Linked DNA regions of Homo sapiens: region 2 is linked to region 1. A link is an interaction called in ENCODE POLR2A ChIA-PET data of the cell type or tissue named here. Cell type or tissue: GM12878. All regions are shown on one strand. Each heading gives the region's core, and the rest is flanking DNA. Links, peaks and the distances in the headings are about the cores only.

Evidence for each region. Peaks named below come from ENCODE experiments on the same cell type or tissue, not always from the same donor. Only the 100,000 strongest peaks of a DNase experiment are listed, where the experiment ranks them.
Region 2: POLR2A ChIA-PET joins it to region 1 with 12 read pairs; 2 of 35 experiments call an interaction of 5 or more read pairs at or near these places.

The regions. Positions count from the first base shown.
Region 1 is chr16:3,289,163-3,304,428 of GRCh38, forward strand. It overlaps ZNF263 (zinc finger protein 263), which reads left to right. Exons shown (of 6, transcript NM_005741.5): 6 at 231-2,298. The coding sequence ends at 1,396. It overlaps TIGD7 (tigger transposable element derived 7), which reads right to left. Exons shown (of 2, transcript NM_033208.4): 2 at 9,646-12,847. The coding sequence starts at 11,452. The coding sequence ends at 9,803. Among named protein-coding and RNA genes, the nearest start is that of TIGD7, 8.6 kb to the right of the region's middle. In GM12878, for the core only: no CTCF peak of the experiment used is centred there; no DNase peak of the experiment used is centred there.
Region 2 is chr16:3,615,300-3,630,565 of GRCh38, forward strand. It overlaps a transcript of DNASE1 not described here. Among named protein-coding and RNA genes, the nearest start is that of SLX4, 11 kb to the left of the region's middle. RefSeq lists an enhancer at 10,695-10,794. In GM12878, for the core only: no CTCF peak of the experiment used is centred there; no DNase peak of the experiment used is centred there; H3K4me3 peaks cover 1,788 bases; H3K27ac peaks cover 1,552 bases.

The sequences.
Region 1 (15,266 bases), core at 2,775-5,274:
AGGTGGAAAGGAAAATTCTAAGACTGGTCTCGGCTCTGATTCCTTGACCAGTGGCCCGACCCTTTATCCTGATGCTTCTCCAGAGTGCTTTACCTTTAGGAGAGGATGGGATTCTGAGGTAGAAGCAGCCCTTCTGGGCTGCTGACCTAACAGGCAGCGGCAGACAGGTGGGATTTTCTTTTCTCCAGCATAGAAATAATGTACGGGTTTGGTTTCTCTCTCTCTACCAGGAGAAGAGAAATTTGAGAACCTGGAAGGTGTTCCGTCTGTATGCTCTGAGAACATCCACCCTCAGGTGCTGCTTCCTGACCAGGCCCGAGGGGAGGTGCCCTGGAGTCCTGAGCTGGGAAGACCTCATGACCGGTCGCAAGGGGATTGGGCGCCTCCCCCAGAGGGTGGAATGGAGCAGGCCTTGGCAGGAGCCTCAAGTGGCAGAGAACTGGGGCGACCGAAGGAACTGCAGCCAAAGAAACTCCATTTATGTCCCTTGTGTGGCAAAAATTTCTCTAACAACTCAAACCTAATTAGGCACCAGAGAATACATGCAGCTGAAAGACTGTGTATGGGTGTGGACTGCACTGAAATCTTTGGTGGGAACCCACGTTTCCTGTCACTACACAGAGCACACCTGGGAGAGGAGGCCCACAAGTGCCTTGAATGTGGGAAATGCTTCAGTCAGAACACCCATCTGACTCGCCACCAACGCACCCACACGGGTGAGAAGCCCTATCAGTGCAACATTTGCGGAAAATGTTTCTCCTGCAACTCCAACCTCCACAGGCACCAGAGAACGCACACTGGGGAGAAGCCCTACAAGTGCCCTGAGTGTGGGGAGATCTTTGCTCACAGTTCCAACCTCCTTCGGCACCAGAGAATTCACACTGGAGAGCGACCTTATAAGTGTCCCGAGTGTGGGAAAAGTTTCTCTCGGAGTTCACACCTCGTCATTCACGAAAGAACTCATGAGAGAGAGAGACTTTACCCCTTCTCTGAGTGTGGGGAAGCTGTGAGTGACAGCACCCCCTTTCTTACAAACCATGGAGCCCATAAGGCAGAGAAGAAGCTCTTTGAATGTTTGACTTGTGGGAAAAGCTTCCGGCAGGGCATGCACCTCACCAGACATCAGAGAACACACACAGGAGAGAAACCGTATAAATGTACCCTTTGTGGGGAAAACTTCTCTCATAGATCCAATTTAATCAGGCACCAGAGAATCCACACAGGAGAAAAACCCTATACCTGTCATGAGTGCGGAGACAGCTTCTCTCACAGCTCCAATCGGATTCGCCACCTGAGAACGCATACGGGAGAGAGACCCTATAAATGTTCTGAATGTGGAGAAAGCTTCTCTCGGAGTTCCCGTCTTATGAGTCATCAGAGAACTCACACAGGTTAGTAACAGTGGGGTTTCTCTTTGCCCCAGGTGAGGTGGCATATTCAGAGGAGCCTGTTGGCAAGAGCTGGTATTCCCTGCCCAGCCGACCAAATGACCTCTGCATTCTTCAGGTAATGGGGGCTCATTGTGAGGGAGGTGCAGAGGCAGCAGAGGATTGGCATAAAACTGAAAAGGAGTTCTGTCTGCATGAGAAAGGATGGCAAGTCTCTGAGGTGACCTCAGGGTGGAATTCTCTGTTAAGTCCACCCTGCCCCAGGGTGCTCCTACCCTCTTGGTCTTTTTAAAGCCAAGGTGCGATTTGGGCACCTGACTGTCCAGTTTACCTTAACAAGTTTGGGAATCCATGTGATGTTTTTGATACTTCTTCCTCATTTGGGACATTCAGTAGGAGCATTTGGGCTTCCGGGGCCCCTGAGACCAAAGAAGAGGGGCCAAGTACCCTGGGAAATCAGCTGAAGGTCAACAAAAGACTGGTTGTGAGTTGCAGCTGTCCCGAAGGCCCCAGTTGGGAAGCCATGGGCAGTCCAGATCAAGCCACCACGTGCCCTACGATGGCCTAACAGGAGTGCCCATTGGCAGATTACACATGTAAATATGACCTCAGACAAAAAGGAACCAGAGGCCCAAGGGCAATAATAAGGTGGAATTTGCAGGTCAGCCCAGGAATTGGCAGAGGAAGTAGGTGTCTGATAACCCTTTGTGGAGAATGAGATTCCCCCCACCTGTGTGAGAAAAATAAACAGCTCTGGAGTCTTGTTCCTGACTCCAGAGGAACGAGAGCATTCCAGGAAAGAGAGATTCCCTGGAAAATTGAAAATGTGAATCCTAGGGGGAAATTGGGGATTGTGTCTTTCCCTGTTGAAAATGTTTGGATGGGAATAAATATCTTCAGGAAACATAAATGTCTGTGAGTCTTCAATGAAAGCCTCTGTCTAGACCCCCGAGTGTTGATCTGTCTCCCCTCTGCCTTGGTCAGAGGCCCTGCTTTCTCATAGACTTACTGGGTTGGTCAGGAAGATGCTGACAAAGGAGGCAGCAGACAGGCAGAGGCAGGTGAGGGCCTGGCAGCCTCCAGGCTGGGACTGCCATGTGGTAACAAAGGGTCAAGCCAAATGGCTGCTGGGGTGATGCTGTCATAGGGTCTCTAGAAAGTATTCTTTCCTTCTGTGGTCTATAGCAGTAAAAATGTTTTCAATTCTTTGTTTAGAATGTTTACATTCTTACTCAGTAGCTGAGGAAGATCTGACTCTTAGAGAACAGGATATTTTGGTCTTGCAACTGATTTCCAGGGTGGAAGTTAAGATGGTCCCAGTATAACTGAGTTATTGATTATTAATGGTAGGAAGATATAGGAGATGGCGCAATTATTAAGGGAAAGCATTATATTTATTTTTTGGTAGAGGTGGGGTCTCACTATTTGCCCAGGCTGGTCTTGAGTTCCCGAGCTCAAGCCTTCTTCCCATCTTGGCCTCTCAAAGTGCTGGGATTACTAGCATTGCATTTTAGAATGGCATATCAGAAATAGGAATTCTAGTAGTGTGTATCTGTGGGAAACGGGGGAGTATTCTAAGAGTAGGAAATCGGATGCCAGGAAAACACCTCAGGATACAGCCCCGGAGGAAGGTATCCAGCTGTTCTTCGGGTGAAAAAGATGAAGAAACAGTCCTTTGGGAACAGGCTGATGGATATAGCAACTTGAAGTCATGGAAACAGCGCTCCATTGATCCTTCTCTCAGCCCTGCCTCAGTTTAGTATGTGTTTTTCTTTGGTTGTCTGAGCCAGTTTTTTAATATCTCACTATTTCTCATTTCTGTAACTTCCTCTTAATCAGCTTGTTCACAGGAGGAGGGCAGTGGTGGTGTGGGGGTTGAGGGCAGGGAAGTGGAGGGTTAGGATTAGAGAGATCAGAGTAGGATCAACAGTGGTAGGAGCAGGACCACACTCCAGTGGAGCAGTGCAGGGCCAGCCAGGCTGCTGATGTCATGAATTGGATGGAATGTAAAGCTGGTGTTCCTACAAAGCACTCTGGTTAAGATGGCAGTTTATGTGGACAGAGACTGGAAAGCGCCCCTTCCATCTACTCTCCCTCCCTTGGTAACATCACCCACACAGATCTTATGATGTGGTCCAACTGGTGCTGCTCATACTTGGAACACTGCAGCTTGAAGCTGGGAAATGACTCTCAGGTATTTGCCATAAAAAGGCATTCCATTGGAACGCTTCACTCAAATCTTCAGTCTAGTTCCCCTTCTAGTAAACTTCACATGCTTAGCTGTTCTTGGCCTGTTTTAATGAGATGACATCACAGAAAATAACTACATAAAGCAGCACTATGCCTGGCATGTAAGAAAGTGCCAACTGTCGACAGATGATCCAAAAGATTTCCTTCTAAGCATCTAACACTGACTGAGGTCACTGAAGACCACACTGGCAGGAATTTCAGGGACTGATGACATCTCCTTCCCTTGTACTCATGTTTGAGAGAGTAGGTCTGATTCCCTTACTGCAGGCCCCCATGAGGTCTGATACGGTTCGGCTCTGTGTCCCCACGCAAATCTCATCTCTAATTGTTATCCCCATGTGTCAAGGGAGGGACCTGGTGGGAAGTGCTTGCATCATGGGGACGGTTTTCCCCTATGCTGTTCTCCTGATACTGAATTCTCCCGAGAGCTGATGGTTTTAAAAGTGTAACAGTTCCCCCTTCACTTGCGTGCTTGCTTGTTCTCTCTTGCCACCTTGTGAAGAAGGTACCTACTTCCCCTTTGCCTTCCGCCATAATTGTAAGTTTCTTGAGGCCTCCCCAGCCACACAGAACTGAGTCAATTAAACCTCTTTTGTTTGTAAATTACGCAGTCTCTGTATCTTTATAGCAGTGTGAGAACTAGGTCACTGCAAGAGATGTCCAAGTTAGTGCTTTTTCACATTAATACTTTGCCCACTAGGGCTCTTGTAAAAGAAGCCAAAACAGTTTGAGTGGCTTTTATGTCACAGGGAGACTAACCCTGGGACAATAAGGACCTCTAGCCTCTAAGTCCAAATGGGTGCAAAGAGGTCTTGGGAGATGTGGAGTGACCCTGAGCAGCAGCCACACATCCTTAGCAAAGGTAGCACATGAAACCAGCAGGGAGGCTGGTGGGTGAGAACCAGTGCCACATCTAAGCCCTGTGAAAAGGCCTGGCAGCGTCAGGCTGGGGAGCAATGACAACAAAGCCAGAGGTGGGACACAGACTGGAAGAATGTTTTAAAAGCACTGAATTTTTCAGAAAAATCCATCAGAAGTCACTTTAAAAGTTTTGATGGCTGTAATGAAAGAACTTTTGGGTCTCAGCACCATAATCTGAAATTTCAGGTTTTAGGCTCAGCACTTTTTTGTTTTGTTTTGTTTGAGACGGAGTCTCGCTCTGTCACCCAGGCTGGAGTGCAGTGGCACGATCTCGGCTCACTGCAAGCTTCGCCTCCCGGGTTCACGCCATTCTCCTGCCTCTGCCTCCCGAGTAGCTGGGACTACAGGCGCCCGCCACCACGCCTGGCTAATTTTTTCTATTTTTAGTAGAGACCGGGTTTCACCATGTTAGCCAGGATGGTCTCGATCTCCTGACCTCGTGATCTGCCCGCCTCGGCCTCCCAAAGTGCTGGGATTACAGGCGTGAGCCACCGCGCCCCGCCTAGACTCAGCACTTTTTAAAGAAGAGTGATTCATTACATTAACTGATACTACTTTGGAATGTGCAAAATCACCACTGCTTTAAAACTTGTAATTTTTTCTAAGTGTTTCACAAGCATTTGAAACAACTAAGTCACGTAAAGTGTCTTAATGTGTGTTACAGGAAAACCAACTAGCAAATTTCTTAGCACTAGGAGACTTAATTTTGGAGGTCAGGAACTCAGGAATAGCTAGATGAATTCAAGCAAAATGCATTTATTTATTTATTTATTTATTTGAAATATTTTCTTTTACTCTTCAGTCTAGCTTGCAAGCACTCCCAATTATTGACTTCTGTTCTTGAAAGGGCGGTTAATATTTCCTTCCCATCATATACTTTTTAATAAGACCAGCTAGACCTTGCCTGAGTGGTACAGTGAAGAGGCACTGGGAATGATCTAGGTTAAGTTCAACAACGACAAAATGGTTGAGGAAAAATGACTCAGATCACAAAAAAATTCTGATCTCCCAGTTAATGTTATTGCTCTCAATTAGCTTACAGAGACACCTTAAATGTCTCAAAAGATTCTGTCAGAAATCCGGTGGCTCTCAAGCATCCCCAACGTGCTCCAAGGAGAGTAGTATTTCTCCAGGCAGCGAGAACGGGAAAGAAAAACATTAAGGAGTATCGTTCTGAAGTCCAGCGTATGTTTTTGGACATCATGAGGAATTGCTTGCCCTCCATTCCGTTCAGGGAGGCCAGTTCCCCACTCCCGAGGTGCTGCTGCCCTTGAGGGAGTTCTCGGCTCTCCTGGGCCTCCCGGCAGGAGTCCAGCCCCAGCACCCGGCGCAAGTGTGAGTGCCTGGACTTCTCGGAGAAGTTCCTATCCCCAGGAGTGATTTGCAGAACCAGAGACTCCCTTTTCAGGCTTGGGCAAAGCAGACGCCTCCTGCTCCGCATCGGCTCACACGCGGCCGGGCCCACGAGCCTCCTCCAACCGCCGCCCCGGGCCTCGGGGCTGCCGCTCCCCTCAGCGTCGGCTCTGCCCCCAGAAGCGAAGGCCGCCCTGCGCCCGGTCCCGGCCTTTCCCTGCCCTCTGGCCGGTCCTCCTCCCGCGGCCGTCCCGGGACCTGTGCCCAGACCCCTGGGGCCACGATCACGCCCCAGCCGCCCAAGTCACCGCCCCTCCCCTCCCTTCCAGCGTTCCCGCCCGGGCGGTGTATGGTGGCTCCGGTGTATGGTGGTTCTCGCACGCACAGCCGCAGGGGTTTCCTCTCCTAGACTCGAGGCGGTGGCGCACCTGCACCCTCTAAAACTCCCCCGTCGGCCCTCGCGGTCTAGCGGGAGGCGCGGAGGGCCGAGCTGGGGTGCGTGCGAGCGGGCGCCAGGAAAGCGCGGGGCCGCCCTAGGGGCTAGGCCTTTCTTTAAACAGTGGGAGGCCCACGAAGTGTCTGAAGCCCGAGGCTCCCCTTTTTGTTTTAGTTCGCTCTCTTCTGGTAAGAGAATAAGGGTCGGGCAAGAATGGAGAGGGGACAGAAAAGGAAGGCAGGGCAACTGAAGAGGCAGAGTCAACGCAGAAGGCGAAGGGAGCCTGGACCAGGGCAGGGCAGTGAGGACGAAGAGTGGAGAGGAGAGATCCAGGAGGTGGAGCGGTCAAGACTTACGTGGGCCGAGACCCGTCTAAAATCTCGTAGGATGTCCCCCAGGGACACTAGCCTTGACCTGTCTTTCCTGCTCTTCTCCGCCAGAGGCCCCCAAGGCAACGGTCCAGGGACCTTGCAGCTTGCCTGGGAGATACACGTGCCCACCGCAGAGACTGAGCCCCTGCTTCACAACTTTAAACCCAGCTCAAAAGTCACGCACTGTCCTCTCAGACACCTCCCCTGCTATCCAAGTCTCAAAGGCCCTCCCTATGCTCACTTTGGCTCCGGCCCTTACACATCCCATGGTGGTTTGTTCTCATTCATTTTCTTGGTTATTCAGAGCTGAATCTCCAACAACATGCTATTGTCTAGTACATGAAACAGTTAACAGGAAGTTTCCAGAATCAATGAGTACTTTTGAAAACTGGGGTGACTCTCGGTCACTCTAGGAATTTATTATCACTAAAAAGAATGATGATGTTTGATGCAAAGACCCAAACTAAAAGGAACTAGAGAGCTGCCCAGAGTCCTCATCTGCCATCCCCCTCCACTTCCACAATCCATCCTGTCCCAGGCTTGGAAGGTCTTTCAAAAGAGGCAAAACATCAAGCAAAGAGTAATTACTACCTTCGCCCTCACCCAACCCCAGCTTGCAGTCATTATGGACTAATCTTAAAAAAAGAAAAAGTCAAGCTGCTTGATGTTAAAGGTCTCCCATCTTCCACCAGGCTGCAGACTGAATAAGGCAAGAAAGCACAAATCAAGCCTAAACTGAATGTAAAAAGGATGCCCAGTGGCAATGTTGATATATTTTTTCTACAAGTTCTGGGTAATAAATAAGGCACAAAAAAGATAACTACTGAATTTACAAGGTGAAAATATCAGCAATCACTACTAATAAAAAAGGAACCCACTTACAGCAACAACAAACCTACCTAGGAACAATAAAAAAAATGAGAACTCCATTAAATGAAAACTGCACTTACAATTTGAAAGGAGAGAAAAGTAATGTAAATTCTTTCCAATTTTACTTAAATTAGGAATAAATTCGCAGAGGGAGTTGGTGTCTGGAGGAGGCTTGAATAAATTTTATGCTGAAGTTGACTTAAGATAGTAAGAATAGCTTGTATATTTTCAAACATGGAAAGTGGGCATTTGCTTTTCATTAAAATTCACAGGCCGGGCGCAGTGGCTCACACCCGTAATCGCAGCACTTTGGGAGGCTGAGGCAGGCGGATCACGAGGTCAGGAGTTCAAGACCAACCTGAGAAACATGGTGAAACCTCGTCTCTACTAAAAATACAAGTCAGGTGTGGTGGCACGCGCCTGTAATCCCAGCTACTCAGGAGGCTGAGGCAGAATTGCTTGAACCTGGGAGGTGGAGGTTGCAGCGAGCCAAGATCGTGCCACTGCACTCCAGCTTGGGTGATACAGCGAGACTCCATCTCAAAAAAAAAAAAAAAAAGAGAAATTCATATTAGCCAGTAATGAAAATGGCAAGGTACTAGAGCAAGAGTGGACCCCAGTAGTTCTGTATTTAGTCACTAATTTTATACTATAATTGCCTAGTATTCACCAGTGTAACAGAATACCCATCTCAGAAACAGATTCTTTTTTTTTTTTTTTTTTTTTTTTTTGAGACGGAGTCTCGCTCTGTCGCCCAGGCTGGAGTGCAGTGGCGCGATCTCGGCTCACTGCAAGCTCCGCCTCCCAGGTTCACGCCATTTTCCTGTCTCAGCCTCCCGAGTAGCTGGGACTACAGGCGCCTGCCACTGCGCCCGGCTAATTTTTTGTATTTTTAGTAGAAACGGGGTTTCACCATGTTAGCCAAGATGGTCTCGATCTCCTGACCTCGTGATCTGCCCTCCTCGGCCTCCCAAAGTGCTGGGATTACAGCCGTGAGCCACCGCGCCCGGCCAGAAACAGATTCTTGAAGATAATATATGAGAAAGGAAACACTGAAAGCCAATAAGAGCTAATTATCCAAACAAAGCTTGTTATTTGCAAATATCAACTCACCTGACACCTTATATTAAATAGGGAACAACCATAAAGATACCATTCTTTTGGTTACAAAATTAGCAAAAACTAAGAGCTTAACAATATTCAATGTTGGGATTGGTGCATTGGGAGAAGTACTTTCAAAATAATGGTGGGAATGTGAAAGCAATTTAACAGCGTGTATCGCAGCTTTTTCAAAAGTTCATTCTATTTGACCTGGTAGTTCAACTGATACGTTACATCCCCTGGTGGAGTATTAAAAAACCATCAAATGTGAGGTTAAGAGATTTTAATGACCTAAGGGAAACTCTCAGAAATAGTGCCGTATGATGGTTAAAAGCCTGAGCTTTGGCATTAAACAGAATTTAAGTCTCACCTCTGCTGTTTACCAGTTTATGTGACCTTTGTCGAGTTACTTAATCTCTCTAAATCTGTTTCCTTATGTATTTGAAAAGGGAAGTCATTATTATGAAGACTAACATATATATACGATCCTATATACTCAATAAATGCTAACGTATTAGTAACAAACCATAAAATATGTTAAGACAGTAAGAGATAAGGTTTTATTTACAATGTAATCTGCCTATTTAAAAAATATATGGTATACACCGAAGTGTTGAGGTTATCATTAGTCAATAGAATTGAGTGCTTTTTATCTTTTTTTATATATTCCCTATAATCAGCATGTTACTTTCACAGTAAGAGGAAAACAAACACTAAATAGGTAGTAACAGAGTTAAGAAAGCAGAGTGTGTTTTACCATTAAATTGAAAACCTAATTTATCCTTATCTTAAAGCTAACTAGAACTAGTCAGCACAGTTTCTTTGTTATACGATATGATTACAAACTAATGCTTTTCGCAAAGGCATTCCACCTTAGATAATCTGGGACAATACTTCATTATTCAGATCCTTGTGTAAAATTTAAAAAAATGAATTTATGAAACACAAATTTAAATAAATTTAAAGAAACACAAATGTATTATTTTCAAACTGTAAATTTTATAACCATTATATAAATGGGCACTGATATACAAAATAATGTCAGTTGCTAAAACAAGACAATTCACAGCTGGCCTACATCATATAATGGCAGAAATCTTTAAACACAAAATCTAATGATTAGAACCAGAAGTTGAAGGCCCACTGAAGGAGTCCTTAATATTATGAGGCCTAGGTTTCAAAAAGCTACCAATTCTAGAATGGATTTTACTCTGGAACTGTTTCTTGACTATTTCTTGTTGCATCTCTTTCAGTGTGAAGTGGAATCTCTGAAACTCAGGTGTGGCATCAACAAAGTCAAGAAGGTAGTCCAAACTCTCTCTTACAGCAGATAATTTAAATTCAGCAGTCTGCTTCTCAGCTTCTCCTCCTTTTTGAACAACTTCCTTTGTTATTCCACCTTTGGTTTTTAGGAGACAACCCTTTTCTTCATCTCCATTTAACCACACCCTATCATCATCCAACTTAGTTTCCAACTCCCCACATTTTTCAAGAATTTCTCTATAATCCCCATGTTCTAAGCCTTGAAAATCATATTCAGGTTCCTTTTTGTAAAGAAGATTTTCCCATGCATTTGCTATGGTTATTTGTTTTACTTCTTCCCAACTTTTTGCCCAGTTAAAAATTGCACTTTTTATATTGTAGATTTTAATTTTGGAAACTCCTTTATCTCCTTTCTCTTGCTCATCATCACTTTCTTCAAATATTACAAGACTCTCTTCAAGTTGCTTCCATCTATACAGCCGTTTGCAGCTCAAGATCACACCTTGATTCATTGGTTGAATCAAGGTTGAAGTGTTATGGGGGAAGAACATACATTTTATTCGACCATCCTCACTGGTTAGGGATTCAGAGGAAGGATGAGCCGGGCAACTGTCCAGAAGTAACAATGCCCTGACGTCCTCGTCATGAAATCTTAGAACATTAAGTTGAAAATGTCGGACCTCAGGAACAAAGTTTTGAAAAAACCATTCTGAAAACAATTCTCTGGTGAACCAAACATCTTTACTGGGTTTATATATCACAGGCAATGTACTTGTGTCCTCTTTCACACTTTTGGGCAGTTTTGATTTTCCAATAATGATTGACTTTAATTTATGAGTTCCGTCTGCATTTGCACATAAAAAGGCAGACAACCTTTCTTTGTTTATTTTCTTCCCTGGTAGGCAGATATCTTTCCTACTTGCCTGAGAATTTTCTGGCATTGACTTCCAAAAGAGGTCTGTTTCATCCCCACTGTATAGCTGAGCTAGACACAGTTTCTCCTCTTTGATTATCATGGACAGTTTTTGTCGAAATGGCTCAACATTTTCAGAAACTGAACTTAGGACTTGTTCCCCACATCCTTTTCGGTTCCCAATTGCATGCCGATTTCGAAATCTAAAAAGCCAACCAGTGCTAGCTTTGAAATCTGTTCGCCCAAAACACCGTGCAAATCTCTCTGCAGCAGCCTGAAGCTCCACGCCTCTTACCGGAACACCGGCTGAGCGTTTCTGTTGGTACCACATGTAGACCGCATCATCTACATCACCATATTTGGCTCCCGTTGTCCTCTTTCTCTTCTCAGCCCCTACTAATGGCATGTCCTGCTTCAGTACAAAGTCCAGAATTAACTTCTTATTTTTTTTAATGTCATAAAATGTTGACTTACTGATTCCAAATTCATCCATTACACTTTTAAGTGATCGTCCAGCTTCAATTCTACTTAGAACCTTCATTTTCTCCTCCAAATTCAGTGTTGTATATTTCCCTCTCTTATTCATACTGAATTTAACTCTGAACCACCAACAGGAGAAAACAAAGGGAAAAGCCTTAATGAATTGGCAAAAAAAAAACCCACATTTTTTAAACAAAACTTAGCTGAAAGCCCCAGAAGGCATGGGCATTGTATTGGAGGATAATGGACTGAAGGGGCTAACCATGACTGAAGAGCTAGTCTAGAGGTGGAGGTCTTATGCACTCAGAAAGCTGCCAGTTGCAAAGTCCTGTCTGGCTCTTGCTCCTGCAAGCCATGAGTGATCATTTTTCAGAATGCCCCCTACCTCTCCTCTCTTTTGACAGATACAACAGCCTCAGTCAGGAATGACAGGAATACCTGCATACTTTCCCTAACTCAATACCGGAAAACGGACAATATGAAGAGAGGAGGGATGGAGCAAGATGTGCCCACAAGACAGGTGTGATAAGTTTCCATAAAAACTGATGCTTCAGAAGAAGGGAGCGTGAAAGACTCAAAGGCAATGACAGAGTAATCTTGTGTGTAGCAGAGATGCAATGTGGCTTCTCCCCTTCCAAAAAGACCTGATTTTACCTCACTGCCAGAAAAGAGAATGGTGCTCAAATTGCTTTGTACATAGTGTTCACTGGGCAGCAGTTCATCTACCTGGATAAGGGCTCCGAGCTACAGGGACCCTGACATTGGGATGTATGGAGAGTTGGAATTCAGGAACAGTTGTACCGAATCTTGAAGTGAAGAAGAAAGTAGTTTGTTGTACATATGAATGAAATCCAACTTTTATTGCATTCAATATAGTATTGTCAAGCACCGTGCTTTAACTTGAATGTCTCTTGTGTTTGCCAAGGTAATATGTAAGTATGTAAATAATTTATTTGTCAGTGGCACTTTACCATTCTCAGATCTTCTTTCTTGGGAACATCTGATTTATTCTCAAGTGCTATTTTTCACTGAAACTGTTCTCTATTTGAGATATTATCAAGTTTCAGAATCACAGCAATTCTCAGAGATGAGCCCAAAAGTTTTACAAATATTTCACCATAGTTAAAAATTTTTAAAGATCTGTCCTTTCATTTGTTTTCCTAAATTTACACTATAAGTAACATACTTTTTATATTTGAGATTTTGATTTCTCTTCAGTGTTTATTTTACTTAATTTGAACCAAGACTCAACTTTTCCACAGAAGAAATCTAAAAGGTTTCTCTGCTGCTGTTTCTGATCAATTGTTTCTCATAAATCCTACTGGCAAACTCTTCTGTCCCTCTAGGCCCTCAAATACTCTTTTCGGGTCCTCCTGGTGCTCCCCAAAGCCATTCCAGGTCCTTAGAAATGTCTTAGTCTAGATTAATTTCCTGGTTCTCAGTCCAGATACACAACCTCATGGGAAGAAACAAAAACTGCCACTTTTATCCATTCCAGGTGCTACGAAGAAAGAAAAGTATGTCAGAGAAATAAGGGAAATGGCTGGTATCTCAGTTATTCTTCCTCTTCTTTAGGGCAGAATCTGACTGGCCCATTCATTCCTCAACTACATAGAATTCTCTCTCTTTTTTTTTTTGAGACAGAGTCTTGCTCTGTCACCCAGGCTGGAGTGCGATGCCGCCATCTCGGCTCACTACAACCTCTGCCTCCCGGGTTCAAGCAATTCTCCTGCCTCAGCTTCCTGAGTAGCTGGGACTACAGGTGTGTGCCACCACACCCGGCTAATTTTTGTATTTTTTTGGTAAAGAGGATTTCACTATGTTGGCCAGGCTGGTCTCGAACTTCTGAACTCATGATCCGCCCGCCTCAGCCTCCCAAAGTGCTGGGATTACAGGCGTGAGCCACCACACCTGGCCCATAGAATTCTCTTAGGTCTCTCATCTAAAAACCCAGAAGAGTCAGACCACTGGTTTTCCTGTAACATTCATTGCAAGAAATGCCAACTATGAGTTATAGAGCATGGAGAAGATTACAAGAGAATATGGTAGTAATTAGGGGGTGGAGCCAATGGCAGGCTACGATCAAGCAACTTTCTAAATGAGGCAACTATAATTAAGGCAGTTAGTAAGTGATAACTCAGACATAAATCTTGGTTTATCTCTTTCACTTATAAATAGAAAAATAAAAAAGTATTTGCTAGCCAATAGCAGCACCATTAACTCAAGCTAGTCACCTAGCAAAAATATTCAGGCCACTATGACAGTTGTGTAGGTGTCTCAGAATTAATGTATTTGCTTTCAATGCTTCTCAGCTGTGCCGTCGTCTTTTTTTTTTTTTTTTTTTTTTGAGATGGGGTCTGGTTCTGTCGCCCAGGCTGGAGTGCAGTGACACAATCTCGGCTCACTGCAACCTCTGCCTCCAGGGTTCAGGCCATTCTCGTGCCTCAGCCTCCTAAGTAGCTGGGATTACAGGCACGCACCACCATGCCCCGCTAATTTTTATATTTTTAGTACAGACAAGGTTTTGCCATGTTGGCCAGGCTGGTCTCGAACTCCTGACCTCAAGTGATCCACCCACCTAGGCCTCCCAAAGTGCTGGGATTACAGGTGTAAGCCACTGCGCCCAGCCACAGTCATCATTTCTAAAACAGTGCCCAAGCAAGGGGAGGTGAAACCAAAAGGAAAGGCTCAAGGAATGTTTGTGGGCTTCAAAGGATAAGCCACTATGGCAGCAAACCTCACACAATGAAAATCACCAGTGCCTCTTATTCACTATTCACAATTTGTGCCTTGCTGCCTCTTTTTCCCATGAATCCCTTTTCCCTTTAACCAACTTCCTGTGTTATGAATCAGGCCTGTCAATGATATCCAAGGGCACTGCTTAGCACTGCTAGCAGAACTTCACTTATTCAACTTAATAAATTCTAATTATATATTCAGCATTGGGCCAGGTGATGAGAATCTTAATGCTGATGGCGCTACTGTCCACTGGTTCTGATAGACTGAGAATATTTACTGCTGAAGAAATGAAGTCCCAACCTGGCTGAGATTTTAAGGAAATGAACCTACTTAGACACAAATTCAAGTGACTTAGGCAGATGCTCATTATTAAATCTGTTTATCTTTCTCTCTCACTTAAAAAGGATCAAGATCTATGCCTAAGAGGAGTTACATACCATCCCATCCAAAAGCAAAAATAGCATAATGGCCTGGTAATGGCCTCTCATCTTCATTCTCACCTTAAACTTACCTTAGATGAACTGCCATAGAAAGCAGCTCAGTCCAAAACGCTCAAATGGTGCTCCAGGATTTACTTTTTTGTATTGTTTTGTTTTGTTTTTTGCGACGGAGTCTCGCTCTGTCGCCCAGGCTGGAATGCAGTGGCGTGAACTCGGCTCACTGCAAGCTCCGCCTCCCGGGTTCACGCCATTCTCCTGCCTCAGCCTCCCGAGTAGCTGGGACTACAGGCGCCCACCACCACGCCCGGCTAATTTTTTTTTGTATTTTTTAGTAGAGACGGGGTTTCACCATGTTAGCCAGGATGGTCTCGATCTCCTGACCTCATGATCCGCCCGCCTCGGCCTCCCAAAGTGCTGGGATTACAGGCGTAAGCCACCGCGCCCGGCCAGGATTTACTTTCTTAAATGCACTCTTTTCATTCCCATTCAAAGGACTCCAGTATAAGTGCCACATAAACTCGTTTTCTAACTTTTAAAACTCTTCCTCTAAATGCAGCCCAACTCAGTAAAAACGTACCTAAGATCTCACAGTCTAATGTTTCCAGCTTTTAAAGCCTTTACTCCTACCCTTCCCTCTGCCTGGAAAGTGTCTCCATTCCCTGCTGTGGACAAAATCCCTCAAGGTCTTTTATAATTTCCCCCAACCCCAAATCAACTTGGATTTTCTTGGAGTTCTCACAG
Region 2 (15,266 bases), core at 6,410-8,909, 330 kb after region 1:
AATGAACAAAGCCATCCATAACTGGGGCACCTGCTTCTTTGGGCTAAAGGTGAACAATGGCAGCCACCTTGTCCTGGACCCTATTGTGACTGTTACTCCAGCAGAAGCCCTGGGGTTCATGCTGTTAGTTAGAAGTCACCCAGTATGACTAAGTTGAGGGGCAGTGTTCAGAAACAGTGTTACTAGATGGATGTTATTTCAGTAGGAACAGTATTGTGTGTTCCCTGTCAGCATTTGAGGCGGAAACCCACTGCACTGTCAGAACAACCAGGGAGATGAAAGAAGATGTCAGATACTAAAAGGTGCAGACAGTCCTTGTGTTTGGTAAACCTTACAGGGTTTATCTGAAAGAGAAAATGGATGCAGAAGTACATGAAAAAACTGTGTTATTCCAAATAGATGTGCTGTTTTCCCAGTTCATAGGAGTCGGTAATTTTTGGGTTCAGGGCAAAAAGGCAAAGGTTGAAGATGCTGTGATGATCACGTCCTTACCCTCCTGGAATATTTCCTTTTTGAAAGCTTCTGGCATCTTCCACTGAGTTCATGTTTTAAACAGTTGGGAGGATGAATTGAAGGGCCCTTATCCCAGGTCTGTGGTTTGATTATAAATGGTAAAGCCATAACCTGTCCACCTCCCTCTCCTTTATCTTGACAGGGGTTGGGGAGACAGCAGATTGAACAAGGAAAGAATTGTCTCCTGAGTTCTTTGATCATGTTAACTTTTATTTACTGTTGTATAGTCACATTTTCTAGACTGCTAAAATTGGTGAAATCAGGACAGGAAATAACTGTTTTTACGTGTATAAGTATACAAAAGTTATTCGAGATGAGTTACACTGCATTTCTTTCAGTGTGCTGCCTGCCACTGCTGCCTTTGTGTGATTTTGCTCTATATGTTCTGCTAGACAAATTTAAGGGAGGTTTCAGACAGCAAAACTCCCCCCAAAGCATCTACCAGCATAATCCCTATCAAAATCCCAACAACGTTTTAATTTTTTTGCAGAAGTGGAAAAACCGATGTTAAAATTCATATGGAATTGGCCGGGTGCGGTGGCTCACGCCTGTAATCCCGGCATTTTGGGAGTCTGAGTCAGGCAGATCACTTGAGGTCAGGAGTTCGAGACCAGCCTGACCAACATGGTGAAACCCCATGTCTACTAAAAATATAAAAATTAGCCGGATGTGGTGGCAGGTACCTGTAATCCCAGCTACTTGGAAGGCTGAGGCGGGAGAATCCCTTGAACCCAGGAGATGGAGGTTGCAGTGATCCAAGATCACAACACTGCACTCCAGCCTGGGTGATACAGTGAGACTGTGTCTCAAATAAATAAATTAAATAAATAAATAAATAAATTCATATGTAATTGCAAGGGGCTCTTAATACCCAAAACCCAAATAGCCACTTTGTTCTTTTTCAAGAACGTACTTCCTTATATCAAAACTTATTACAAGCTATAGTAATCAAGACTGTGTGGTACTGTACCAGCATAAGGATAGACATATGGGTCAGTGGAAGAGAATTGAGAGTCTAGAAATAAACCCTTATATTTATGAGCAATTGATTTTGTCCGGGATGCCAAGACTAGTCAATGGTGAAAGAGTAGTGTCTTCCACAAATGGAGCTGGGATAACAGGATATCACATGCAAAAGAATGAAGTTAGACCCTTACCTCATATCATGTACAAATATTAACTCAGAATGGATCAAAGACCCAATGGAAGAGTGAAAACTATAAAACTCTTAGAAGAATACAAGGGTAGGCTGGGCGTGGTGGCTCACCCCTGTAATCCCAGCACTTTTGGCATCACCAGAGGTCAGGAGTTTGAGACCAGCCTGACCAACGTGGAGAAACCCCGTCTGTACTAAAAATACAAAATTAGCAGGGCGTGGTGGTGTGCGCCCGTAATCCCAGCTACTCGGGAGGCTGAGGCAGGAGAATCGCTTGAACCCGGGAGATGGAGGTTGCGGTGAGCCGAGATCGCACCACTACGCTCCAGCCTAGTCAACAAGAGCGAAACTCCATCTCAAAAAAAAAAAAAAAAAAAAAAAAAAAGAATACTACAAGGGTAAATCTTTATGACCTTGGAGTTGGCAGTAGACTCTAGATATGACACTAAAAGCAGAAACAACAAAAAATAATGAATTGGATTTAATCAAAATTAAAAACTTTTTTGTGTAAAAGTATACTATCAAGAAAATGAGAAGACAACCCACAGAATGGGAGATATTTGTTAATCATATACCTGATAAGAATCTATGCTGCTGTCTAAATGTTTATGTCTCCCCCCACCCAATTCATATGTGAAGGCCTCAACCGCAAGGTGATGGGATTAGTGCATAAGGATAAGGATGGAGGCCCTTGTGGCCATGTGTGGTGGCTCATGCCGGTAATCCCAGCACTTTGGAAGGCGGAGGCGGGAGGATTGCTTGGGCCCAGGAGTTTGAGACCAGCCTGGGCAGCAAGGTGAGACTCCATTTTTACAAAAATTTTTTTAAAAAAAGAAAAGAGGCCCAAGAGAGAAACCCCCTACCCTTTCTGCCATTAGAGGAAGTGGGCCTTCACCAGACAGAGTCTGCCAACACCTTGATCTTGGACTTCCCAGCCTCCAGAACAGTGAGAATTTCTGTTGTTTATTAGCTACCCAGTCTGTGGTATTTTGTAAGAGCAGCCCAAATGGACTAAGACATTCTAGTAGCACAATATAGAAAGAACTTTTACAACTCAATGAAAAGACAACTCAGAAAATGGGCATGGTAGAACTTGTCCTGTGAAGAAGCCAAGACCAAAAAAAAAAAAAAAAAATGGACATAGGACTTGAATAGACATTCCAAAGAGTGGCAGGTGCCAACAAGCACATGAAAAGATGATCAGCATCATGAATCGTTAGAGAAGTGCAAATTGAAACTGCAGTGAGATACCACTTCATGGCCAGTAGGACAGCCATTTCCTAAAAAAAAAAAAAAAAAAGTATTGGTGAGGATGTAAGGAAGTTAGAACTCTGATACATTGCTGGAGGGAATGTAAAATGGTACAGCTGCTGTGGGAAACAGTTTGAGGTTCCTGAACAAGTTAAAGATAAAATCATCATATGATTCAGCAATTCCGCTTCTAAGGATATGTCCCAAAAAATTGAAAAAGTGTTTAAGGGCCAGGCGCGGTGGCTCACGCCCGTAATCCCAGCACTTTGGGAGGCCAAGGCGGGCGGATTACCTCTGGTCAGGAGTTTGAGACCAGCTTGGCCAATATGGTGAAACCCCGTCTCTACTAAAACTATAAAAATTAGCCGGGCTTGGTGGTGGGTGCCTGAATCCCAACTACTCGGGAGGCTGAGGCAGGAGAATCACTTGAACCTGGGAGGCAGAGTTTATGGTGAGCTGAGATGGTGCCATTGCACTCCAGCCTGGGCAACAAGAATGAAACTCCGTCAAAAAGAAGAAATGCTCAAACAAAAACGTGTACACCTCATATTCAGTCTAAATGCCCTTCAGTGCATGAATGAACAAAATGTAGTATAGAATGGAATACATGTTACACTGAACATTTGCTTATTTCCGTTTTGTAATTTTTTTTTAGTGACAAGGTCTCATTTCTGTTGCCCAGGCTCGAGTACAGTGGCACAATCATGACTCATGGCAGCCTCAGACTGCCAGGGATCAAGTGATCTTTCTGATCTTCCCAACTTCCTTATCTTCCTGACTCAGCCTACCTGTAGCTAGAGCTAGAAGGGCCCCTGGGTAATTTTTTTTTTTTTGAGACGGGGTTACACTCTATCATCCAGAATGGAGTGCAGTGGGGCAATCTCAGCTCACTGCAACCTCCACATCCCAGGCTCAAGTGATCCTCCTGCCTCAGCCTCCCTAGTAGCTGGGACTGCAGGCATGTAAAACCACACCTGGCTAATTTTTTGTATTTTTAGTAGAGAAAGGGTTTTGCCATGTTGCCCAGGCTGATCTCAAACTCCTGCGCTCAAGTGATCTGCCCACCTTGGCCTCCCAAAGTGCTGGGATTACAGGCATGAGCCACAATGCCTGGCCTGTGGGTAATTTTCTTTCTTTCTTTTATTTTTTATTTTTTTTTGGAGACAGAGTCTCGCTCTGTCGCCCAGGCCGAAGTGCAGTGGTGTGATCTCAGCTTACTGCAAGCTCTGCCTCCCAGTTGCATGCCATTCTCCTGCCTCAGCCTCCCGAGTAGCTGGGGCTACAGGCTCCCGCCACCACGCCTAGCTCCATTTTTGTATTTTTAGTAGAGACAGGGTTTCACCGTGTTAGCCAGGATGGTCTCTATCTGCGGACCTTGTGATCTGCCCACCTCGGCCTCCCAAAGTGCTGGGATTACAGGCATGAGCCACTGTGCCTGGCCGCCTGTAGGTAATTAAAAAAAAAATTTTTTTTGTAGACACAGGTCTTGCTATGTTGCCCAGGATGATCTCAAATTCCTGGGCTCAAGTGGTTCTCCTGCCTTGGCCTCCCAAAGTGCTGGGATTATAGGTGTGAGCCACCACGCCTGGCCCTCAGTATTTTTAAAAATTCTAATTTCCATTTACAGCTCTACTAAATATTTCATCGAGTCAGCAGATTGGTTATAAATATAACGAAAATTCATATGTATGGCTTTTCTTTTTTTTTTTTTTTTGAGACAGAGTCTTGCTCTGTCACCTAGGCTGGAGTGCAGTGGCATAATCTCGCCTCACTGCAACCCCCGCCTCCGGGGTTCAAGTGATTCTCTTGCCTCAGCCTCCTGAGTAGCTGGGACTACGGGCATGCGCCATCACGCCTGGCCAATTTTTGTATTTTTAGTAGAGATGAGGTTTCACCATGTTGGCCAGGCTGGTGTTGAACTCCTGACCTCAAGTGATCCACCCGCATCGGCTTCCCAAAGCGCTGGGATTACAGGCATGAGCCACCTCGCCAGGCCTGTGTATGGCTTTTCTTTTAAAAAGTTTACATGTCATATTTACCACATTACATTCATTGAGTCACATCATTCATCACATCATTTAGTCACGTGACTGGGTAACAAGCATTTCAGAGATCAAAAGGCTTCGTATAATTAGTAAAGAAACCTTTTATTTATTTATTTAGAGACAGAGTACTCAGTGTGTCACCCAGGCTGGAGTGCAGCGTGGCCTGATCATAGCTCACTGTAACTTCGAGGCTGCAGTGAGCTGTGATCATGCCACTCTACTTTAGCCTGGGTGACAGAGTGAGACCCTGTCTCAAAAAAAAAAAAAAAGTAATTATACTATGCATATTGCATCATGAGCATTTCTCTAAGTCAGTAGATAGGAAGCCATATTATATTCCATATTTAATCAAACATTCCCCTGTTGATAAAGATATATTTATAGTTTTTATCATTATAGATTATGCAATAAATGTCTTTGTACTTATAACCTGTATGTGTGTGTTTTTATTTCTTTTGGAAGGAGTCCTAAATCTAGGATTTCTAGGCTAAAGGGTATGTGTGTTTTGTTTGGTTTGCCTGATTTTTTTTTTTAAAAAGTTTATTATTTATTTTGAGACAGAGTCTTACTCTGTCACCCAGGCTGGAGTGCAGTGGCGCAATGCCGGCTCACTGCAACCTCCGCTCCCCAGGTTCAAGCGATTCTCCTGCCTCAGCCTCCGGAGTAGCTGGGATTACAGGCGCCTGCACCACACCTGGTTAATTTTTGTATTTTTAGTAGAGACGGGGTTTCACCATATTGACCAGGCTGATCTTGAACTCCTGACCTCGTGATCCACCCGCCTCAGCCTCCCAAAGTGCTGGGATTACAGGTGTGAGCCACTGTGCCCGGCCTATTTTATATTTTTTTTAGAGACAGGGTTTTGCTGTCATCCATGCTAGAATGCAGTGGCACGAGCATAGACTCGAACTCTTGGGCTCAGACAATCCTCCTGCCTCAGTATCCCGAGTAGCCAAGAGTACAAGCGTGTGCCACCACACCCAACTGACTTTTAAAAATTTTTGTAGATATGGGGTCTTGCTATCTTGCCCAGGCTGATCTTAAACTCTTAGCCTCTGGTGATCCTCCTGCCTCCAAAAGTGCTGGGTTTACAGGTATGAGCCATTGCTCTTGCCTGGTTTACCTGTTTTAGAAAAGAATACCTGTACATTGTTAATTTTTTTTGTCCAGGAGCTTCAGAAGGGTACAAAAATTCCCTCCTACTTCTGGCCCCCTGACCTCCAAACTCCCTCATCAGAGGCTTCTTGAAATATTCCAGATAATTCTGTGCACATACAAATATAAATATATATCCCTGCTTTTCCCCAATGTAAATAAACGGTAGCACATTTTACCCATTGTTCTGAACCTCGTTTTTGCAACTTAATGAACTGTCTTGGAGATTTTTCCTTATTACATATAAATCTATCATTTTGTTTAGCAGTTGCATTATATGTCATCATTTGGATACATTCATACTTCATTGTATCACCTATCAAGGGACATTAGATGGCTTTCATTTCCTTCTACAATGGCTAATGGTGCATTGAACATACTTGTATATACTTTTATGCAGATTTGCACATATATTTGTAGGATATTCCTGTAACATAAGTGGAATTGCTGGGTCAAAGGATATGGGTAAATCAGAGTGTTTTGGGGTGTTACCCAGTTACCTTCTAAAGAAGCCAAATTGGCCAGGCGTGGTGGCTCATGCCTGTAATGCCAGTACTTTGGGAGACCGAGGCAGGTGGATCACTTGAGGTCAGGAGTTTAAGAACAGCGTGGCCAACATGTTGAAACCCCGTCTTTACTAAAAATATAACATTAGCTGGGCATGGTGGCGCACCCCTGTAATTCCAGCTACTCCAGAGACTGAGGCAGGAGAATCGCTTGAACCCGGAAGGTGGAGGTTGCAGTGAGCCAAGATCACACCACTGTACTCCAGCCTAGGTGACAGAGCAAGACTGAAAAAAAAAAAAAAAAAAACGGAGGCTGAATCAGTTTCCATTCCGTTAACAATGAATGTCTTTTTACTCATATCCACACACTCACAGAATATATCATGAAACATTTTGTCTTTTACTATTTCAGCGGTTAAAAATTGGTGTCTTGTAGCTTTACTTTACATTTCTTTCATTGAGGAAACGAGTATTTTCTTCACGTGATTAAAAGCTACTTGTTTACCTATGACCTTATGTTTGTGGGCTTTGCATTCTTTTAGATTGTGTGATTAATCTTTTTCCTATTGGTTTGTAAGATTATGTGATTAATCTTTTTCCTATTGATTTGTAAGAACTCTATATTGTGGAAATGGATATAGTGTTACAATGTTACAGATAGTTTTTACCAGTTTTTATCATTTGACTTAAAAAAATTTTTTTTCTTTTTTGAGGTGGAGTCTCACCATGTTGCCCAGGCTAGACTTGAACTCCTGGGCTCAAGTGATCCCCCTACTTCAGCCTCCCACGTAGCTGGGACTACACCTATGTGCTACTGTACCTGGCTTGGCTTTGACTTTTAATAAAATTTTTTCCATGTAGAGCTTTACAGTTTTTTGTAGTAAAATAACTTTTCTTGTATGCACATACCTTCTTCCAGTGTTTGACTCACCTTTACGTTCTCTTAATGATGCCTTGTAATGAACAAAGGTTCTTCAAAGCTGGAGGCATCACATTACCTGACTTGAAATTATACTACAAGGCCTCTTTTGGGAGAGTGAGGGGAAAGGATTTCTTGAGAGCTTGAGACCAGCCTCGGCAACATAGTAAGACTCCATCTCTAATGTACCTGCCCCCCACGTCCCCCCAAAAAAATTAGCTGGGCATGGTGGTGCACACCTGTGGTCCTAGCTACTCATGCAGTAACTAAAACAGCATGGTACTTGTACATATTTTTGTACCATAGATCAGTGGGACAGAATAGAGAACCCAGAAGTAATGCCACTTGCCTGCAACCAACTGATCTTCAATAAAGTTGACAAATATGCAGTGGGGGAAGGACACGCTATTCAATAAATAGCGCTGGGAAAATTGGCTAACCATATATAGAAAAATGAAACCGTACCTCTATCTCTCACCGCATACAAAAATTAACTCAAAGACTTAAACATAAGACCTGAAACTCTAAAGATCTTAGAAGAAACCCTAGGAAAAACTCTTCTGGATATTAGCCTAGGCAAAGAATATATGACTAAGACCTCAAAAGCAAATGCAACAAGAAGAAAAATAGGCAAATGGGACTTAATTAAATGAAAACACTTCTACACAGCAAAAGAAATAACAGAGTAAATAGACAACCTATAGAATGGGAGAAAATATTTGCAAATTAAGCCTCTGGCAAAGGACTAATACGTAGTATCTCCAAGGATCTCAACAAGAAAAAAAAACCCATTAGTAAGTGAGCAAAGGCTGGGCGTGGTGGCTAACACCTGTAATCCCAGGACTTTGGGATGCTGAGGCAGGAGGATCACTTGAGGCCAGGAATTAGAGAGAAAGTAGGCAAAGGACAAGAACACATACTTCTCAAGTGAAGACATACAAGCGGCAAAGAAACATGAAAAAGTGCTCACATCAGTAATCATCAGAGAAATGCAAATCAAAACCACAGTGAGATATCATCTTACACTGGTCAGAATGGCTATTATTAAAAAGTCAAAAAACAACAGATGTTGGCATGGATGCACAGAAAAGGAAATGCTTATATGCTGTTAATGGGACTGTAAATTACTATAACCTCTATATAGAAAACAGTATGGAGGCCAGGTGCGGTGGCTCACTACCTGTAATCCCAGCACTTTGGGAGGCTAAGGCAGGCGGATCACTTGAGTGCAAGACCAGCCTGGCCAACATGGTGAAACCCCGTCTCTACTAAAAATACAAAAATCAGCTGGGCGCGGTAGTGCACGCCTGTAATCCCAGGAAGCTGAGGCAGGAGAATCGCTTGAACCCGGGAGGCAGAGGTTTCAGTGACCTTAGACTGTGCCACTGCATTCCAGCCTGGGCGACAGAGTGAGACTCTGTCTCAAAAAAAAAAAAAAAAGGTTAGTGGCTTTTGTGTCCTTGGTTAGCAAGGTCTTCTCTACTTTGAGATTATAAAGTAATTTTCTGCATGTTTTCTTCTAGAGTTTTTATTTTTACATTAAAATTGTTATTGGCCAGCTGCGTAAGGCACCTGGTGGTGCTCTAGGCACTGGGTTAGCGTCCCTTATGCCGAGCTCTAAACCTTCAGAATGCCCTTGCCGCCCCTGGCTGAGTTCACAGTGGCTGAAGCTGTTCCCATAAGACCCTGAATCTAGCAGCCACTGTGTACTATACCTGGAGCAGTCCAACTGGGTGGACTGTGCTCAGCATCCGAACATCTAGACAGGCAAAGCCATTCCCAGTGGTGGCCCAAACCAGCAAACATTGTGTAACAATTTTTTTGCAATCAATTTTTCTTTTCTTGTTTTTTGAGATGGAGTCTTACTTTGTCGTCACCCAGGCTGGAGTGCAGTAGTGGGAACTTGGGTCACTGCATCCTCTGCCTCCCAGGCTCAAACAGTCCTCCCACCTCAGCCTGTATTCTATTTCTGTAGCTGAGAATATAGGTTTCTTCCAGCACACCTGGCTAATTTTTTATTTTATTTTTTATTTTTAGTAGAGATAGGGTTTTGCCATGTTGCCCAGGCTCGTCTCGAACTGGGCTCAAGTGATTTGCTTGCCCCAGCCTCTCACAGTCTGAGATTACAGGTGTGAGCCATCATGCCCAGCCTGCAGTTTTTCTTATTAAAACTTAATGGGGGCCGGGGGCAGTGGCTCACTCCTGTAATCCCAGCACTTTGGGAGGCCTAGGCGGGCGGATCACCTGAGGTTGGGAGTTCAAGACCAGCCTGGCCAACATGGTGAAACCCCGTCTCTACTAAAATACAAAAGTTAGCCAGGTGTGGTGGTGCATGCCTGTAATCCCAGCTACTTGGGAGGCTGAGGCAGGAGAATTGCTTGAGCCCTGGAGGCAGGGGTTACAGTGAGCCGAGATCGTACCACTGCATTCCAGCCTGGGCAACAGAGTGAGACTCTGTCTCCAAAACAAAAAACAATAAAACAAACTAATGGGGCTAGGCATGATGTTATATTCTTGTAGTCTCTGAAACTTGGGAGACTGAGAAGGGAGAATTGCCTGAGCCCATGGTTCAAGGCCAGCCTGGGCTGTGTAGTGAGACCCATCGCTGCAAAAAAAAAATTGTTTAAATAAAATTAGCCAGCATGGTAGCACATGCCTCTACTCCCAGCTATTCAGTAGGCTGAAATGGGATCGCTTGAGCCCAGGAGGTCGAGGCTGCAGTGAATCATAATCGCCTTTCTGCACTCCAGCCTGGGCAACAGAGCAAGACCCTGTGTCAAAAAATAAATAAATAAATGAAACGGCCAATATAGAATAAAGGTGCTAAAAAAGGCATAGGAGGGAATCTTCATGACTTTGGGGTAGGCAAAAAATTCTTAAACAGGGACACAAACCACTAACCATAAAGAAGTGACAAATTATGTGACATTAAAATTAAGAACCTTTATAAGGCACCATTAAGAGGGTGTAAAGGGCTGTGCATGGTGGCTCATGCCTGTAATCCCAACACTTCAGGAGGCCGAGGCAGAAGGATCGCTTTAGCCCAGGAGTTTGAGATCAGACTGAGCAAAATAGTGGGACCCTGTCTGAACAAACAATTTAAAAATTAGCCGGGTGTCAGGGCATGCGCCTGTAGTCCCAGCTACTCTGGAAGCTGAGGTGGGAAGATCACTTGAGCCTGAGAAGCCAAGGCTATAGTGAGCCGTGATTCTGCCACTGTACTCCAGCCTGGGCAGCAGAGCAAGACTCTATCTCAAAAAGGGTGTAAAGATACCACAGACTAGAAGATGTGTGTGATGTGCACGGGACTAGTATCATATGCACAATGACAAAGGATTAATATCTAAAGAAATCCTAAAAAAAAAAAAATAGAAAAACAGGCAAGAGACTTGAGTGGCCAACAGGTATATGAAGAAGTGTTCAACTTATTTAGTCAAAGAAAATGCAAATTAAACCACAGTGAGTGATCACTAAACTCAGCAGCATGAACAAAATGAAGATAACTGCTAGACAATAGCTAGTGTGGTAAGGACTTCCTGTTTGAGCCATGGTTATTTAGAAGTATGTTGCTTAATATCAAGTGTTTGGAGAGTTCCCTCATTTTTCTGTTACTGGTTTCTAGTTTAATTCCATTATGGTCAGAGATCATACTTTATATGATTTCAATTTTTAAAAATTTGTTTTGTGACTTTTATGGCTTAGAATATAGTCCATCTTGAGTGCTCCAAGCTTGAACACTTGAAAACACTATATATTTCTCTGTTGTTAGGTGGAGTGTCCTCTAGATGTCAGTTAGATCCAGTTGGTTGATGATGGTGTTCAGGTTGCTGATTTTCTGTCTACTGGTTCTATGTATTGAGAAGTGTTGAAGTCTCCAGCTCTGATAGTGGATTTGTCTGTTCTTCATTTGTCAGTTTTTGTTTCATTTATTTTGAATCTCTTTTGTTAGATGCGTATGCACTTAGGATTATGCTGTCTTGATGAATTGACCTTTTTTATCATTATGTAATAGCCCTCTTTTATTTATTTTATTTTATGTTTTTTAGAGACAGGGTCTTGCTATGTCACCCAGGCTGGAGCACGGTGATGTGATCAAAACTCACTGCAGCTTTGAACTCCTGAGCTCCAGTGATTCTCCTGCCTCCGTCTTCTGAGGAGCTGGGACCACAGGCACATGCCACCATGCTTATTTAAATTTTTTTTTTTTTTTTGGTAGAGACAGGGTCTCCCTATGTTGCCCATGCTGGTCTGAAACTCCTAGCCTCAAGTGATCCTCCCATGTTGGCCAAGTGCTGAGACTACAGGCGTGAGCCACTGCACCCAGCCCTCTTTATCACTGGTAATTTTCTTTGCTATGAAGTCTACTTTGCTTGTTTGACATTAATATAGCCAGTCCAGCTGTCTTTTGATTAGTGTTTGCATGACATATCCTTTTTTTTTTTTTTTTAGACAGGGTGGTCTTGCTCTGTCACCCTGGCTGGAGTGCAGTGGCATGATCACGGCTCACTGCAGCATTGAACTCTAGCTCAAGCCATCCTCCCACCTAAGCCTCCCGAGTATGGGACTATGGGTGTGTGCCACCATGGCTGGGTAATTTTATTTTTTATTTTTTTATAGAGACAAGGCCTCACTATGTTGCTCAGGCCCGTCTGGAACTCCTGGGCTCAAGTGATCCTTCCACCTCAGTCTCCCAAAGTGTTACATGAGCCAGTGCACCTGGCTTGTCTGTGTTTTCTTTTGTTTCCTATGACTTTGATATGATATCCATGTTCTTTTGCATGTGGATATCCAGTTTTCTCAGCAACATTTATTAAAAAGACTATCTTTTCCCCGTTGAATGGTCTTGGCATCCTTGTCAAAATCATTTGACCATATATGCCAGGATTTATTTCTGGGCTGTCAACTCTATTCCAATAGTCTGTATGTCTGTCTTCCTGCCAGTACCACATTGTTGTGATTACTGCAGTTTGTTAGTAAGTTTTGAAATCAGGAAGTGTGAATCCTGAATCTGTTTTTCTTTTTCAACATGGTGTTGGCTATCTGGGGTCCGTGGAGATTCCATATGAATTTCAGCATGTATTTTCTATTTCTGCAAAAAAAAAAAAAAAAAAAAAAAAGTCATTGGGATTTTGCTTCAGTTTACATATGAATCAGTAGCTCACTTTTGGGAGTATTGACATCTTAACAATATTAAGATATCTTGTCTTAACAATATCGTCCAACCCATGAAAGTGTGATGTTTTTCCTTACTTATATCTTCATTAATTTCTTTCAGCGATGTTTTGTAGTTTTCATTGTATGAATCTTTTACCTCCTTGGTTAAAAGTCCTAGGTATTTTATTCTTTTTAATGCTATTGTAAGTGGAATTGTTTTTATAATTTCCTTTTCAAATTGTTCAGTGTTAGTATATAGAAATGCAAATGATTTTTGTGTGCTGACTTTGTATCCTGCTGCTTTGCTGATTCTGTTATTGTAATTATTTTTTGTGTGTAATGTTTAGGCCTAGTTTTTTACATATCATATTAAATCTGTGAATTAATTTTACTTTTTTCTTTCCAATTTGGATATATATTTTTTTCTTAATTGCTATGGCTAGAACTTCCAGTACTAGGTTAAATAGTAGTGGTAAAGGTGAATGTTCTCATCTTAGAAGAAAATTTTTTAGTCATTCACTATTGAGTATGATGTTCATTCAATGTGCATTTCTGTTTTTTTCTTTCTTTTTTTTTTGAGATGGAATCTCGCTGTGTCGCCCAGGCTGGAGTGCAGTGGCGCAATCTCGGCTCATTGCAAACCTCCGCCTCCCGGGTTCACGCCATTCTTCTGCCTCAGGCTCCCGAATAGCTGGGACTATAGGCGCCCGCCACCACGCCCGGCTAATTTTTTTGTATTTTTAGTAGAGACGGGGTTTCACCGTGTTAGCCAGGATGGTCTCGATCTCCTGACCTCGTGATCCGCCCGCCTCAGCTTCCCAAAGTGCTGGGATTACAGGCGTGAGCCACCGTGCCTGGCTCTGTTTTTTTTTTTTTCTTTAAAAACTTTTAGGCTGGGCGCAGTGGCTCACGCCGGTAATCCCAGCACTTTGGGAAGCCGAGGCGGGCGGATCACTTGAGGTCAGGAGTTTGAGACTAGCCTGGCCAACATAGTGAAACCCTGTCTCTACTAAAAATACAAACATTTGCCGGGTGTGATGGTGGGCGCCTGTAATCCCAGCTACTTGGGAAGCTGAGGCAGAAGAATTGCTTAAACCCTGGAGGCGGAGGTTGCAGTGAGCCGAGATTGCGCCACTGCACTCCAGCCTGGGCGACAGAGCAAGACTAAGTCTCAAAAAAAAAAAAAAAAAAAAAAATTGTAATAAGCTTTCTCGGGTTTAACAATGTAGGTTTTTCAAATATGGCTTTATGTTGAGATATTTCCCTTGTACGTTTAGTTTGTTGAATGTTTTCATTTTGAGAGGGTGTTACATTTTGTCACATGCCTTTGCTGCAGCAATTGAGATGATGTGATATGTTTCCCATTATTCCATTAATGTGGTATGTTACATTGAATTTTGTAGGTTGGACCATCCATGCATTTCAGGAGTAAATCCCACTTGTTTGTGGTGTATAATCCTTCTAAAATGCTACTGAATTCAGTTTGCTAGTATTTGTAGAGGATTTTTGCATCATTGTGCATAAGGGATATTAGTCTGTGGTTTTATTTTATTGAATGCCTGGTTCTGATATGAGGGTAATACTGGCCTGTTAGAATGATTTAGGAAGTATTTCTTACTCTCCACTTTTTTGGAAAAGTTTTGAGAAGGGTTGGTACTACTAGTTGTTGTTTAAATGTTTGGTAGAATTAATCAGTGAAGCCTTCAGGTCCAGGACTTTTCTTAGGAGATTTTTGATTACTGATTAAATCTGCTTACTAGTTACAGGTCTCTTCAGCTTTTCTGTTTGTGATTTAGTCTTGGTAGGGGTTTTTTAATTTGTTTTTTTGTTTTTAAAACAGAGTCTTGCTCTGTTATCCAGGCTGGAGTGTAGTGGCACAATCTTGGCTCACTGCAACCTCTGCTTCCTGGGTTCAAGCGATTCTCCTGCTTCAGCCTCCCAAGTAGCTGGGGCTACAGGCACCCGCCACCATGCGCGGCTAATTTTTGTATTTTTATTTTAGTGGAGATGAGATTTTACCATGTTGGCCAGACTGGTCTCAAAATCCTAACCGCAGGTGATCTGCCCACCTCGGCCTCCCAAAGTGCTGGCTTGCAGGCGTGAGCCACCACGCCCAGCCCTTGTTTGTTTTTTGTTGTGTGTGTGTGTGTGTGTGTTTGTTGTTGTTTTGTTTTTTGTTGTTTTTGTTGTTGTTGTTTTTGAGACGGGGTCTCACTTTGTTACCCAGACTGGAGTGCAGTTGCGTGATCACAGCTCGCTGCAGCCTCGACCTCCCAGGCTCAAAACGATCTTCCCACCTTGGCGCCCCAAGTAGCTGGGACCACAGGCACACGCCACCACACCTGGCTAATTTTTGTACTTTTTTGTAGAGACAGGTTTTCTCCATGTTGCCCAGGTTGGCCTTGAACTCCAAAGCTCAGACATCTGCCCACCTCAGTCTCCCAAAGTCTGGGATTACGGGCATGAGCCACTGTTTCTGGCTATTTCTCCCTTCAATTCTGTCAGTTTTGCTTTATATATTTTGATGGTCTGTTATTAGTTGTAATCTGTTTATAATTTTATCTTCT